2 separate regions of the Homo sapiens genome follow, and region 2 is linked to region 1. Evidence: chromatin contacts called from ENCODE Hi-C data. All regions are on one chromosome and are shown on one strand. Each heading gives the region's core, a stretch centred on a gene start or an enhancer-like site at or near the end of the contact. The rest is flanking DNA. Distances are from core to core; before and after follow the strand shown. Region 1 overlaps LINC01929 (long intergenic non-protein coding RNA 1929). Region 2 overlaps TCF4 (transcription factor 4).

Region 1 (6,873 bases), core at 647-3,146:
TCCTTGATCTTGCCCTTGACTCTTTCCAATCTTGACTCCTCTTTCCCTGGGTCACAATCCTCTAGCCCCACTGGGCTCCTCTCATTCCACCCCTGGAGCACACAAGCTTTTCCTCACCTCAAGGCTGTGCACATGTTCTTTGCTCTCTCTACTGATGGTCTCTCCCTTTCCTCTCCTTTTTTTCTCAAAAAGAAACCCCTCTTCTTTTCAGGATAATGTCAACTCTTCAAGTAAGCCTTTAGCACCCAGCTAAAAGATCCCGTCCATCTCAGTCCCTTGCTGGTTATCTTCTCAGCGCATATCACAATTAAGAATGGCTCTATTGCTTTATTCTGTGTTATCCATGGGAGCTGACAAATGTCTGTCCTCTTAACTCATATCTTCCCAGCATCCAGCAGAGTGCCTTGCCCATGGTAGGTATCTAATAGGTATTTTTTGAATTAATAAGTGAATGAACAAATGATATTTCTTTCTGAAATCTTTGTCATCAATCTAATCTGAAGATTGGGGATATTCTAAATACAGTTTAAATAGCCTTATATTTCTTATTCTCAGAAAATGGCCAAGATATACTTCTGGGGCTGAATGGCTAGACCTGTTTTCCTATGGGAGGGTATGGGGATTCTAGCCATGTGAGATAGCCCATATTTTCCATCTTGTGTCATGCCAGCACTCAGCAGTTTTTATCCCAGTCTTAGTATAGCCCTGAAATCATGGGAGAATATGAATACAGTGAAGTTCAGATGGAGGGTGGCTCAGAGTAGGTTCCCTGGACTAGAGTCCAGCAACTAAAATCCAACTAGTCAGGCCAATGGCAAATGGGCAGCTCCTGGGCACCACGCAGGTTGCTACAAAGAACTCAGATTGAGTTTAGGAGCTACTCAGAGGAACCTGGAACACAACACTGCATCAGCCTGGAGAACACTTTCAAATGCTGAGAGCTTTCCTTACTCCAAGGGCATGTTTGTGAGCTATACTATCCAACCCCCAACCCCTCATACTTGGAGAGATGTAAATCTGAATGACACTTAAGCTCTTTCTCTCTCGTGGATATAGACTGAGATCTTCTATGGGCAAATCATTTTCTAAAGAGGTATGTCATTTCATAGTTTCTTCCTAGATTTGAGGGGATGATGCTATCAATTGTCCCTTAGCCTTTAGAAGAGAGTAGCCTAAGTTGAAGAGTTGCTTTTGTCATGCTAACCAACAGCCAAAGCAGCAGGAATTGTGTGATTGAGGGGAACTTCAGGCAGCCCAGGAGGTGCAGGAGTTTATATTCTCTCTCTGTGGCCTACTCAAAGGACTTTCTGATACATACACCTCCAGGGGAGTGGATAGAGTTTATCACATAAACTCCTCTAGGGAGGATTACTTAGGTAAGACTGGAAACTCAGAGGATCTGAGTAGGGCCAAAAGCCAGAAACTGGTACTCTGAATTATAATCCAGATGTCCAGTGGGAAATGCAGCTTGGGAGAGACCTGCACAAAAGTCCTCCAGCATTTTTGTAGTTTTTGGATCGTTTACTTTAACAAGCTCTTCCCCCACTGCACTCCCACCTCTACCTTTGTTTGTTCAACCTTTCCTATATTGACTTTAAATTAAAAATAAATTTTACAAAACATAACACAATAGAGATTCGATGGCTAAGTGATCACACAGCATTTGCCCCAAAGAATGAAACAATTAAAATCCCATCAGTCTTGATAACGTTTTGTACCGTGATGCTAGACTTCCTGTTGCTTTGACCTCTCTCCTTCCGGCATCCTGTCCGGGGACAGAAATGACACCACAAACGTTTCCTGTGCCTGTCCTCTCCACTTCTGACCCCTCACTACATCCTCTCTCCATCTATTTGGAGAGCAATGATTTGGTTCCTTTGGAATTCCTCCCAGTTCATATATTTGATGACACTTGTTGCTAATTTGGGATGCCGACAATGCAGGCAAAAGCCCGGGCTGAGCTCATACCAGCCTTTAGCCTCCTACGCCACTAGCATACTGGCAAATTGGAAATGCAATATTCTTAGCTATTTTTGGTCATAATTTGTTGTGGGATCCCTTCTCACTGCAGTCTTCCTGAGTATCCTGGATATCTGAAATAAATTAATATCTTAAACTCTTTTAGATACTTTTTCTGTGCCCACTCATTTTGAAAACACCTCTTGAAGTATCATAAATCAGTGTCCTGCTGTGCAACTGTGGGAAGGGTCCTCTGGACAGAGGCTGAGGTCAAGGACTCCAAGTCTGGGACCAAGGAGCTACCATCTTGCTATTTGCCCTGGTGCCATAGGAGCCTTCCTTTTCTTCCCCAAGCATCTCATGTCTGTAGAATTAAGATGTCAGCCCATAGCATAACAGCCAATGGCCAGCCATGCTTAATGCTGTGGTCTGCAGAGCATTCAGTACATTGTTGCCAGCCAGAAGATATTAAATACAAGTCATGACCATACTACCATAGAATAATAATTAAAAGAAGATGAGTTCTGTTGCCTTCATGGTACTCTCCTCCCCATAATTTAGCAGCTGATGGGATTGGGAAGCCAGGCCAGGTACAGAAATGGGGCCCCAGGTGCTGTCTGCATACCTTCCCTGCACCAGGAGGCCTTGGTTCTGAGCCCTGTGCTGTCTGCCTGCTGGCCAGCTGCCTGTGGACACCCACAGATGCCCCCCTGCTGCTCCAGACACACCACTGGAATCTATTCCCAAACAGCACATGTTGGGTTCACATTTTCATCCTCTTCCTTCTTAAGATGAAATCTCCCATTTTTTCCTCTACTGAGAGACCCTACTAACTTACTTTATCTGAATCCACACCTGAACATGATCACTTACCTTTCAGAAGCCAAAAATTAATTACTGGCCTTGCCCAAATCTGCATATCCAGAGCCTAGAAATGCTAGAAGTATTTTGCAAAGTGCCTGGCACAGAGAAGGCATTGACTATGTGGCTTACTGAAGGGAGGGAAGAGACAGAGACAGGAGAGGGAGTAGGAAAGAGGGAGTGAGAAACATTCTAAAACCCAGAGACATTCTAATGTTAAGCCTTCCTTGGGTCATTCCAAGCCTTTCAAAGAGACCTACATCTAAGAGAAAACTATGATTTTACCACCTTATGTGGTTATGTGCTTTTATGACTATCAAAGATATGGAGATGCCAGGAAGAACAGATTGACAATAGCAGCAACAAAAGCAGTACCTAAGAGTTATGAGAACTTTTTGGGAGGCACTTTGAAATCTTTGACACGTGTGGACTCATTGAATTTCCAAAACAATGTCATGGATATAGTGAGTAATACTGTTATAGCTATTTGATAGATGAGCAGATGGAATTTAGAGAGATTGAGTAACGTAAAAGTTAGGAAGTTGGAGGGGGTGGTGTTGAATTAGATGTCACATCTACTTAGGGGTTTCTTTAGGTCTTCTCTGAAGGTTCTATGACCCTTCTCCATGGTTCCAAGTTCTCAGAATGTGAAGAAGGCAGGCTCAGTGTCATCTTTTCCTGCTGTCTTAACTTGAATGCTTTATGATTTGATACCCTGAATCCTCTTTGCAACTCTACTTCGGTTGGGATCTCCTGGTGCCCAGCATACCTGTCTCCCTAATCCCACAGCCTCCTGAAACAGCCACGTTCCTTCCCTGTATTGCCTCCTCGTCTTTCAGTGGGGGGTGACAACAATTCAGGCTCTTTCAGTTGGGTGCCATCAAGGCTTTTGTGAGTTGCTGCTATGGAGACAAAGCACAGGTACCGTTTCCATTTGCCACCAATTGCTATTAAAAGACAGGCACGGGATGGGAGCCCAAGATGTTCAGTGAATCAACCTGGAACTTACCCCTTTTTGAAAATTCTAATAGAGGGTAATTCAAGCATGTTTGTTGGTGAGCCATCTGCCTCAGGGACCAAGCACAGGTTAGATAATTAAACTCAACCTGTTCCTGCATGGCTGTCTGACTTACCATTTACCTCATTTCAGACTACTCGCCTCCAAAAACCCACTCTCCAAACTGGTTAACTCATTGTTCCCCCAAAACACCTGTCCTCCCTTCTTATTTTTACTCATGCCATCCCATCCACCTGGAATGCCCTTACTTTACTCTCCCTTTCCAGATCCTTATCATTTTCTTCACAATATGTTCCCCAATCACCTTGCTCACAATGATCAGTCTCTCCCTTGGATTCCAATAGTAACGAATTCTATATAATTTGTCTGGTAATTAATCACATGCTGCCTTACAACATTCTACTCTTACCTTAAACTGTTATTTAAATCTTTAATTTTAACATAACTGTTTCCATATGTTTGTCTTATTTCCTTAATTGGAATATAAGATCTTCAAAGGCAGGAGATATATTATACAATTGTATCCCCTTTAGTACTTGGTATGGGGCTGATTGTTCATCTTTTTTTTTTTTTCCTTTTTTTTGGCAAGTGGACAGCCAAAATTATAAAATTTCAGCCAATTACTTTGGTAATAATAGATCAATAATAGTCAAACATGTATGAATGAGTGGAGAACGTGAGACACTTTCTAACCCAGAGAACTGAGGAATGAGCAGGAACAAGAGGACTTTTAGGAGTCCACTGGCCATATCTCTTTCAGGAAGCTTTCAGTCTGCTTCCTTTCTTCCAAAGGAAGACATATAATTCTAGAAAAATGCCTCCATAATTCTTCGTTTGTCTCTCTTTTTCTCTTCCCCATCCCTTCCACCTTGCAACATGCATACTTTATTTCTTCTCTTTTTCTTTCCTCTTGAGTACTCATAAAGACACGTCCTAATGCTTTTACTGTGGCTGTGACATCTTCCTTTGCTACTCAAGGCCAGGGAGTTTGAACCCTCATTGCACAAAGAAATAATTAAAAAGACCTTAATGAAATTAGTATATGTGGTAGGCAGCCTCTGTGATGACCCTCAAGGACCCCAGACTCCTAATATACACACCTCTGTAGAGTCACATTCCTCGAGTGTGGGCTGGAACCAGTGACATGTTTTTAACAAGTGGAAAATAGCAAATGTGATAGTATGGCACTTTCCAGATAAGGTTCCAAAGAAACTTTGGTTTCTGTCTTGCCTGCCTTCCCCGCCTCCTTTCTCTGAGCCTTCCCTCTAGGGGAAGTTCCTCTAGGGAACAACAACTCATATGTTGTGAACAGCCCTGGGAAGAGACCCATGAGGCAAGGAACTGCCAGTCCAAGGGCCCCGAGGTCAGCTGTGGGAATGAGCTGGGAAGTAGATTCACCCCAGTTGAGTCCTCACGGCCCTGGCCAACACTTCATGGTAGACCCTGAGCCAGAGAACTGAACTACGCCACCGAGATTCCTGACCCACTCTAGCTGTGAGATTGAAAACATTAGATGTTTTAAGCCACCAAATTTTCAGGTAATTTGGTATGCAATTAGATAACTAATACAGTATTTAATTATGGTTAACCATTCAGAAAACAGGCAGGATCATCTGAATGCCTCTAATGATGTTTATAACATTTTCCTTTTGTAAGCTTGAAAAACATAGATGGTTCATTTCAGACAGAATAATTGAGTTGATACTAAGTGGTTGGTCCACTTGCTCCATGTTCTATTGTCCGTCTTTGATCACAGTGAGTCTGGCTGATGATTAGCAATAGATCCAGAGCTGGGCCAAGATTTCACAGCTAGATAGATGTCTGATAAACTAAACAGTGTGGGACAAGTCACTTAGCCTGCTGTAATTCTCAAGATGATCAGGGAAAAACTGGTATCCTCAGTGGCTTAGTCTCCAAAGTTCAGCAAAGTTCTAGTAATTACTCAGGAAAGAACTAAGCTTTTGCTTCACTATTTGAGATTGTACCTTCCCTAGTCAGGATAAATCTCACTTGTTTAATGGACAAACTGGGATCAGCAAACCATAGCTCATAGGCCAAATCTACACCACTGCCTGTTTTTGTAAATAAGGTTTTATTGGGACATGGCCACACCCATTTTTAGATATGCCTGTCGCTGCCTTTGTACAGCAAGGACAAAGTTGAGAAGCTGCAACAGAGTCAGTGAAAGCCACAAAGCCTAAATTTTTTATCATCTGACCCTTTGCAGAAAAAAAATGTGTTAGCCCCTGCTCTAAGACAGTGAATTGCAAACTGTATTTGAAGGAGCACTGTTTCTACCAAATGGCATTAAATGTTACACGGGAAAACAATAGATAGGTTCCAAATGTTGGGAAATACCAGGTCATACAAAGTTAAACAAGTTGTTTGCTGCAGAATTTCTCTGAGCTCTTACTAAAGCTCCAAGAGGAGGATATGGAATGCTGCATGTTTTACAATTTTTTGGACCATAAAGCTCTTCATTTCAGAGAGCATCCCAAGAGACTAGTGTCCAATTTCCTGGGAAATGCTATTCTAGTGCTATGAGAGCAGCAGTTTTCAAAGCATTGACTTTGCAAGATATGGAGTAGACATAAGCATCACCAATTTTTGACTTTTAAAAACATCCACAACACTTGGAAAATACACAAGGAAACGGCCTTACTAATCGTGAGCTCAGTATACAACGGACATTTGGAAAGTCAGATAAATATAAACATAAAGTTGCTTGCTAGTAGCAGGCTCTGTTTTTGCAGAGCCAGACACGCTCAAAAAAAAATCCTAAAGTTGAAAGGAGAACAACCTGATATTTTACTTCAGTAGGTCTCAAATTTTCTACCACAGAGCCGCCATATTTCATGCCATGAGGTCTCTGCCTGGGAAGAAAGAAGGTCTAGGTTTTAACAGCCAATTTGGAAAAAAATATGGGTTTTACTACTAAAATTTACTAGTCCAACCTTTGTTCCAGAAATCAGGAACACACTTCTAGAGCGCCAAAAAGATAATGGTCACAGGTAGCCAGCCATGGACCAATGACC
Region 2 (6,814 bases), core at 459-2,958, 130 kb after region 1:
GATCTGTGAGACTATGTCTGAAATTTAATTGTTTGATATTGCCAAATATACATTTAGCATGTTTCTATCAAATAAACATTTCACTTAATTTGACAAGCGCCTTATGAAAGTGTACTATATGCAAGGCACTACATGGGCATTTGCAAGGAAAAATAAACACGTCTATGACTTTGCAGGCACTGATTTTTTTTTTTTTTTTTAAGATGGAGTGTTGCTTTGTTGCCCAGAAAGGAGTGCAGTGGCATGATCTTGGCTCACTGCAACCTCCGCCTCCCGGGTTCAAGCGATTCTCCTGCCTCAGCCTCCCCAGTAGCTGGGATTACAGGCGTGCACCTTTACGCCCAGCTAATTTTTGTATTTTTAGTAGAGACGGGGTTTCACCATGTTGGCTAGGCTGGTCTCGAACTCCTGAACTTGTGATCCTCCCGCCTTGGCTTCCCAAAGTGCTGGGATTACAGGCCTGAACCACCGCGCCTAGCCCAGGCACTGATATTTTAATGATGGGATAATATTACTATACAAGGCAAAATACGATGAATGTCATAAAGGAGTACAAGGTCATGTAGGGTTTTAAAAAATGATGAAGTCATACCCGTTTAGGAAACCAGGGACTACTTTAAGAAGAACATGACATTTTAGGCAGGTTTTGAGTGATGGGTCGAATTTTGATATAGATTATCCAAATATATTTTTAAAGAGCTGACGCTTAACACAACTAAATAATATCCCAAATTTAAGTGAAAATTTCATTTTATATCAATAAGTGGCATGATTTAGATACTGTGTATGTGTGAAGAAGCAAGCAGCTAAGGACTGTGTGTTAACATGTGTTTTCATATTGTCAGACTACATATTTCTGACAAAAAGCAGATTTTTGTAAAGCCCTTTGTAAAGCTCAATGGCTTTGCTACAAAGTGAACAACACAGGGCATTTTGGACACAAATGGTACCTCACTGTATGTGTGTATTATTGGCCCAAATGATTCACTCTTATTTAATTGCCATGAAGTCTTTCATCTCGCAGCTATACAGTAATAGTTTCCATATGACCAGTGGCTCTGCTATAAATAAGATCAAAAGCAGAAGAAAGGATTTAATAAAAGAAAATGACATTAAGAGTAGCATTAAATCAGGGGAAAAATACCTATATCCAACTCGTTTTTTGTTTGTTTGTTTGTTTGTTTTTTGAGAATAAAGCACCCAGAGTACTAGGCAGTTTCCCCAATATCTCATGAAAGGTCTTTTTGCAAGCAGTAGGTATCTGCAGAACCCATTGTGTGCACCTTAGAGTGGCAATGATTAAGTTGTGAGGGTACGTGTGAGGGGTAGAGGGCAGAGTGTCCCATTTAGAGTCAGGTTGGAGAACAGGTAATAGACCAAACGGCAAATTTCACATGGTAAAGAGTACAACTGCAATGTGTCAATGGCAAACGTTCACCCATTTCTCTGTCCTTTTCTGTTCTATTTAATGGAGAAAGACTTTTTGGTAATTCAGAGTTTCTCAGAGAATCATAACATTGCTCAATGCTAGTACATGAGTTCTGAGAAAGGAAGTTTTTTTTGGCAAAGCACAGTGACTTGATATGAAAAGCCAACTTCCCAAACAAATTTTCTTCTAGTTCTTAAAAAAAAAGTACAATGTTAATCTCTATTCCCGACTGGATAAACAGCTGCTAATAACCTCCAGCTCCCAGGGGAGGAGGCTTACTTCCTTTCATCTTCAGACTGGTGGATACCTGACGTGCACTGGCCTTTAGTGGTTCCACATGTTTTTTGCTTTGCTTTTTTTCCAGACTGCTTCGGTACGGGTCTTGCCAAGTCGGGTCTCTTTTCCCCCTTTCCCTTAGATTGCATCCAAAACCTTGGAAGATATAGTCAGTTATGGTACTGCTTATTTGAAATAGTAGTTCTTTTACTGTTGGTGTGTTTAAAGAGGAAATTCAAACACCCAAAGGAGACTAGAGCGCCTTGGGCTCTTGTATCTTGAAGCCCTGTGAGAAAAATGACCATTTTAGTTCCTTTCATACTGAGCTAATTATTCACTTGAGGGCTGGCTATGTTCAAAAATACTCAATTTCTAGTAGTATTGCTAGTGCACTTACTTATTAATACTTATAGCCGTGTCCTAAATAAAGGAGCAAACTTCAACACTTTTTCTTCTAATAGGAAGTGCCCTGCAGAAGATTCCAGAGCCAGTCGGCCTCTGAAGTCTTTCTCACTTGCTCTTAAGCACCTGCTTTAATGGTGACCTCAGTTCTATATCTCAAGGTTTAGACATTTTGCAAAACAGCTTTTTAAACAAATACCAGCTGTTTCCCATCTAGACTACAGGGGGAAAATTTTGGGCAGCTTACAGAAACATTACCCAGAGACTACCATTCTCCAATAACTTTCACACACTTTCAGCTCCAAAAGAGACCCGTCCGTGTGCAGAAGCCAGGGAGAAGGCAAATGTGAAATTAAAATGTGGAAACTCAATACCGTGGTTTTTGACAATGTGTCCAATTAACTGCTTTAAAATGAATGTGGCTATTGTATCAGGACAATGCTTCCCTAAAGATGTCATTTCACTAATATTGGACAGATCTTTTGGTTAAACTCAACTTTATAGTTCTAAGATGATTTATGGATATAGAGGAAGCTATAATTATGCACAACTGTGAATGTCAACCAAATAGGTAGAACCCTCGCATTACAGAAAATGTAATGCTACAGCTTTTTTTCAGTTCTCACTCCTAAAGCTGCTTTGCCTAAACCCTCTTCTTACTATGAACCCATTTTCAACTTCTGTTTTCTAAGCAATTAAGATACTTTTGATTTGAAAAATTTACAGCCATAATAAAAGTTAAAATAACACAACGGCCATGGAATGTGAAAAAATATAAAATGGCCAAGGCCTAATCTTGGCTTTTAAACAGTGCCAAGTTGCTCCAGTATTTTCTGTTTTGGTATGAATGACATAACTGAATTACTTCATGAGTTGCTACTTTAATTCCTAAGGGTGGAAAATTCCATGAGTTAACTTAATTTGGATGTAAAAAATATACATGAAAGCTCGCTCTTCCTGTGGACTCTCATGTGAAATATTCGAGCCAACTGCTGGAGCTGCCGTGCTGTGGAGGGGCTTTTCACCCAATGCAGCCCTGGCTGGCAAGCTGCAAGGACTGGTATCATCAGGCAGTTTTCTTACTTCCATTTAGGTGCATGAGCCTTTATTTTCTGTTTTTGGTTTTAAATCATGTTTATTATATGGCTCTGAAACGCCTTTTCTATCCTGTCTCTAATTGTTGAAATTCTATGTGGACTCGAATATGAGCTCAATGGCATCTTCTCCGGGAAGCTTTTCCTAGCGGTCTGAATTGCTCCTTAGGTCATTTCATAATTCTACCTTGCATTATAGTTAGACCCATATTTGTATTATCACTCTACCAGGATAAAAGGCCTGTAAGATCAGATACTTTCTTTTACACGTTTATGCATCCCCAAAAGCATCTGAAGCACAGCAGATGCAGAAAGAGTGAATGAACATATGTATATTTTCTAATATATACAATATATACTTTTCCCTCCAGAAAATCTGCTTTCCTGAGAAAATAAGGGTAATATTGCATTTTTTTAAATGCACAGTTGTGCCTATTCCAAATTATGGATAGTTTAAGATTATGTCCCTGTAACAGTTCATTTAAAAAATGATGATCACTGTGCTATTAAATGTGTCTGCCTGCCTTTTCCTCCACAATTTAAGAAGAAAACCATGTAAGGATGTAAGAATATGATGAGGTTATAGGGTCTATTTTAAATACACGTGTGTGTGTGTGTGTGTGTGTGTGTGTGTATCTTTTATATTTTAAAACTGGGAAAGACAAGGTTTTTGTCTTTGATTTATTTAAAATTCATGGCTCCAAGATGCTAAACACCAGAGAACTAGGATTTGTTTGTCCTAGGTGCAGAGAGAGCAGGGTTTTGAGGTAAACATCCAATGCCAGACTGTTTCAACATCATAGAGTCTGAATTTGAGTAAAATATGTATTCATGTGGAGAGAAGGGGAAATACCTAAGGTGGCCAACCATGTTCACATATGGGCATGCACAGTGTCCTCATCACTTTTCTTAGGGGCTGCTGAATAGAGCTTAAAGGATCTTACTTCTATTGCTGTTTTCAAAATCTTTTGACTTTTCTTTAAATTAATATAGAAATATCAAATGGTAAGCTCAAGGATTCTCAGCTGTTATCACTCATCCATGGCTAAAAGAATTTCTTCAAGTTCTTTTACCTTTCTGTCCTTTTTTTTTTCAGTTTTAAAAAAATAAAGTATGATATTGATAAAGTTCAAAACTTTCGGTTGAGGTTGCTAATCTGCTCTCCGAAATACTTGATAGTTGTGGAGATTAGGAGAGATGACAGAACACTAGAGAAGGCAAATATCCTAATTTAAAGAAAAACAAGATAGTAGCTATTGAAAGATGATGTTGACCACCAATAGCTTGGGTGAAATTCTGTAACAGGGTATTTAGAAAATAGTTTTGAAAGTGCTCTGAAACACAGGAATGGCCTCTCAAACTCAGTTTGGTTCCACCAGAGCAAGGCATTCTGGACAAGCCTCATTTCCTGCTTCACAGTGAGTGCTGCATGCCCGGCTTCTGTGACAACGCTACGGACAAAATGAGCAAAGGTGGGCCATACGGTGTATAAGGAGGGAGACAGAACCAGCTGAGATTAAACTCAAAGGATAGAAGACAGCACTCGTGTAGAAAGAATGTCTGTAACACTGAGCCTCATGGCCTTCTGGTCAATCCCCTCCCCTGAAAATATTGTATTGGTGGCTTTGATGTGGGCATTAGTCACACCCATCACATTTGCCAGCAACAGAGATGGCAGAGTATGTGACTGAATGAGGGCTTCAGGGAAACCATTAAACAGGAATCAGACTGAGGCTACAACATAACATTCAATGGGGTTTCATGAAGTTTTGTACAGACACAACAAAAAGTACACAATGAGACTGGGGAGATAGGTGGCTTATGGATTTCAGTTGATTACAAATTGAATATATGTCAGCAGGACAATGAAAGCATCAAACATAGCAAAACAGGATATTGTTAGGTGGCCTTAATGAAGATACAAGGTACTGAATGGGGGAGGAGATAGATCCACCCTAGTCCACTTGATCCTTTCTTAAGCACTGTGTTCAGTTTGCGGTTCCACACACTAAAAGGTTCTTGTGGAGAAAAAGGCATCCTTGCTAAACTAGGGAGAATGCACTGGGAAGCAATGGAGTTCATGACAGGGAGTCCAAACTTTTTTTCAGGTTAAATATTTGAAGATAGTGATGTTTCGTCTAGAGGGAAAAAACACTCAGCAGACTGTCTTCAAATAACTGAGTTTCTCAAGTGCTTGTTGGACTTGATTTGTGGGCAATTCTATTGGGCAGAAACATAAGGACTGTAGAAAAAAGCAAATTTGGGCTGGACCTAGGAAGAACTTTCAAATATTTGATGAAAATGGACTTTGTGGGCATTTGGAGCTAGTCACCCTTGAAGGAAGGAGGCTGATCAAGACTTGTTGACTGCTTGGCAGGAAATCTGTAGGGAGATTTCAGTAGAGATAATCTCTTAAATTCCCTGAGAGTCCATGGGAATAACTGCTTAGAAATGAAGTATGCACTCAAATAGACACAGAACTTTATGGAATCAAAACCTGTGAAAGCCCAAGAGGAGCAACTGATAAATTGATAAAGATCAAAACTTTCAGTTGAGGTTACTAATCTGCTCTCCGAAATACCTGATAGTTGTGGAGATTAGGAGAGATGACAGAACACTAGAGAAGGCAAATATCCTAATTTAAAGAAAAACAAGATAGTAGCTATTAAAAGATGATGCTGACCACCAATAGCTTCGCTGAAATTCTGTAACAGGCTATTTAGAAAATAGTTTTCTATTTTATCAACTTTATCAACTGAAGATGCTGATGCCTCTGTTGATCATATCTTTGTTGAAGAGGCCCACATAGAAACAGAATCTTCTGACTCCTGCTGCTCCCATGACTATGTACCAATAACTGCCACATCACATCAATGCCCACTACCCTCTCTTTTTGCCAAATATTACTGGTAGAGCTAAATAGCAACTCATTGCAGGCAGCCTAGGGCCAACTACAGAGTTTTCTTGGATTTCATTAGTTAAGTCAGAGTAACAGAATGGTTTCTAATTTCTACCACTCACAGTTTTGAAATGGTTATGGTATTAGGGTAAAGAGGAAGTCGGCTGAGCAGTGTAGGATATAGCACAAGGAGTGCTGGTCTGCTTGCTGTTTTGTCTGGTTTCCTTTTTTGTGTGTGTGGCAGGGTCTCTCTGTCACCCAGGCTGGAGTGCAGTGGCACAATCTTGGCTCACTGCAACCTGTGCCTCCAGAGTTCAAGCAATTCTCCTGCCTCAGCCTCCTGAGTAGCTGGGATTACAGGTGTGCACCACCATGCCCGGCTAATTTTTGTATTTTTGGTAGAGACAGGGTTTCACCATGTTGGCCAGGCTGGCCTCGAACTCCTGACCTCGAGTGATCCACCCGCCTCGGCCTCCTAAATTGCTGGGATTACAGGGGTGAGCCACCGTGTCCAGCCTCTTTTGTCTGGTTTCTAATTCTACTAGTGAGTACCCATGGTTTGGTCACTTCCCCTTCCTAGGCCTTAGTCTTCAAAGAAGGGCAATGGGCTGATTTCCAGGGTACTTTTAGAATCTAAAATTCAGTGGTCTGAGCTCTTAACTATACAAGGAAAACTAACTGAAGTTGTTTGTCCTATGAAGCCCTAAGAGGTAA

Evidence for each region. Hi-C counts contacts between places; a loop is a spot of excess contacts on that map. Pooled maps may share reads with other maps.
Region 2: a map of heart left ventricle shows a loop between it and region 1 (4-fold over the local background). The contact joins two enhancer-like sites. A Hi-C loop is called at or near these places in 12 of 168 maps with a recorded cell type or tissue (B cell, Caco-2, MCF 10A and 9 more), 1 of 37 single-sample maps with no recorded cell type and 12 of 50 pooled maps.

Annotation. Positions count from the first base shown.
Region 1 is chr18:55,108,800-55,115,672 of GRCh38, forward strand. The region is part of intron 2 of LINC01929 (long intergenic non-protein coding RNA 1929); the gene reads right to left. Among named protein-coding and RNA genes, the nearest start is that of LINC01929, 12 kb to the right of the region's middle. Within about 2 kb of position 1,897, at least 2 of the 41 ENCODE cell types and tissues checked have a DNase peak (open chromatin) inside an H3K27ac peak, as active enhancers do; they include heart right ventricle and left ventricle myocardium inferior, where a contact is called at or near this core.
Region 2 is chr18:55,242,428-55,249,241 of GRCh38, forward strand. All of the region lies in intron 15 of TCF4 (transcription factor 4), which reads right to left. Among named protein-coding and RNA genes, the nearest start is that of LINC01929, 120 kb to the left of the region's middle. Within about 2 kb of position 1,709, at least 6 of the 41 ENCODE cell types and tissues checked have a DNase peak (open chromatin) inside an H3K27ac peak, as active enhancers do; they include heart right ventricle and left ventricle myocardium inferior, where a contact is called at or near this core.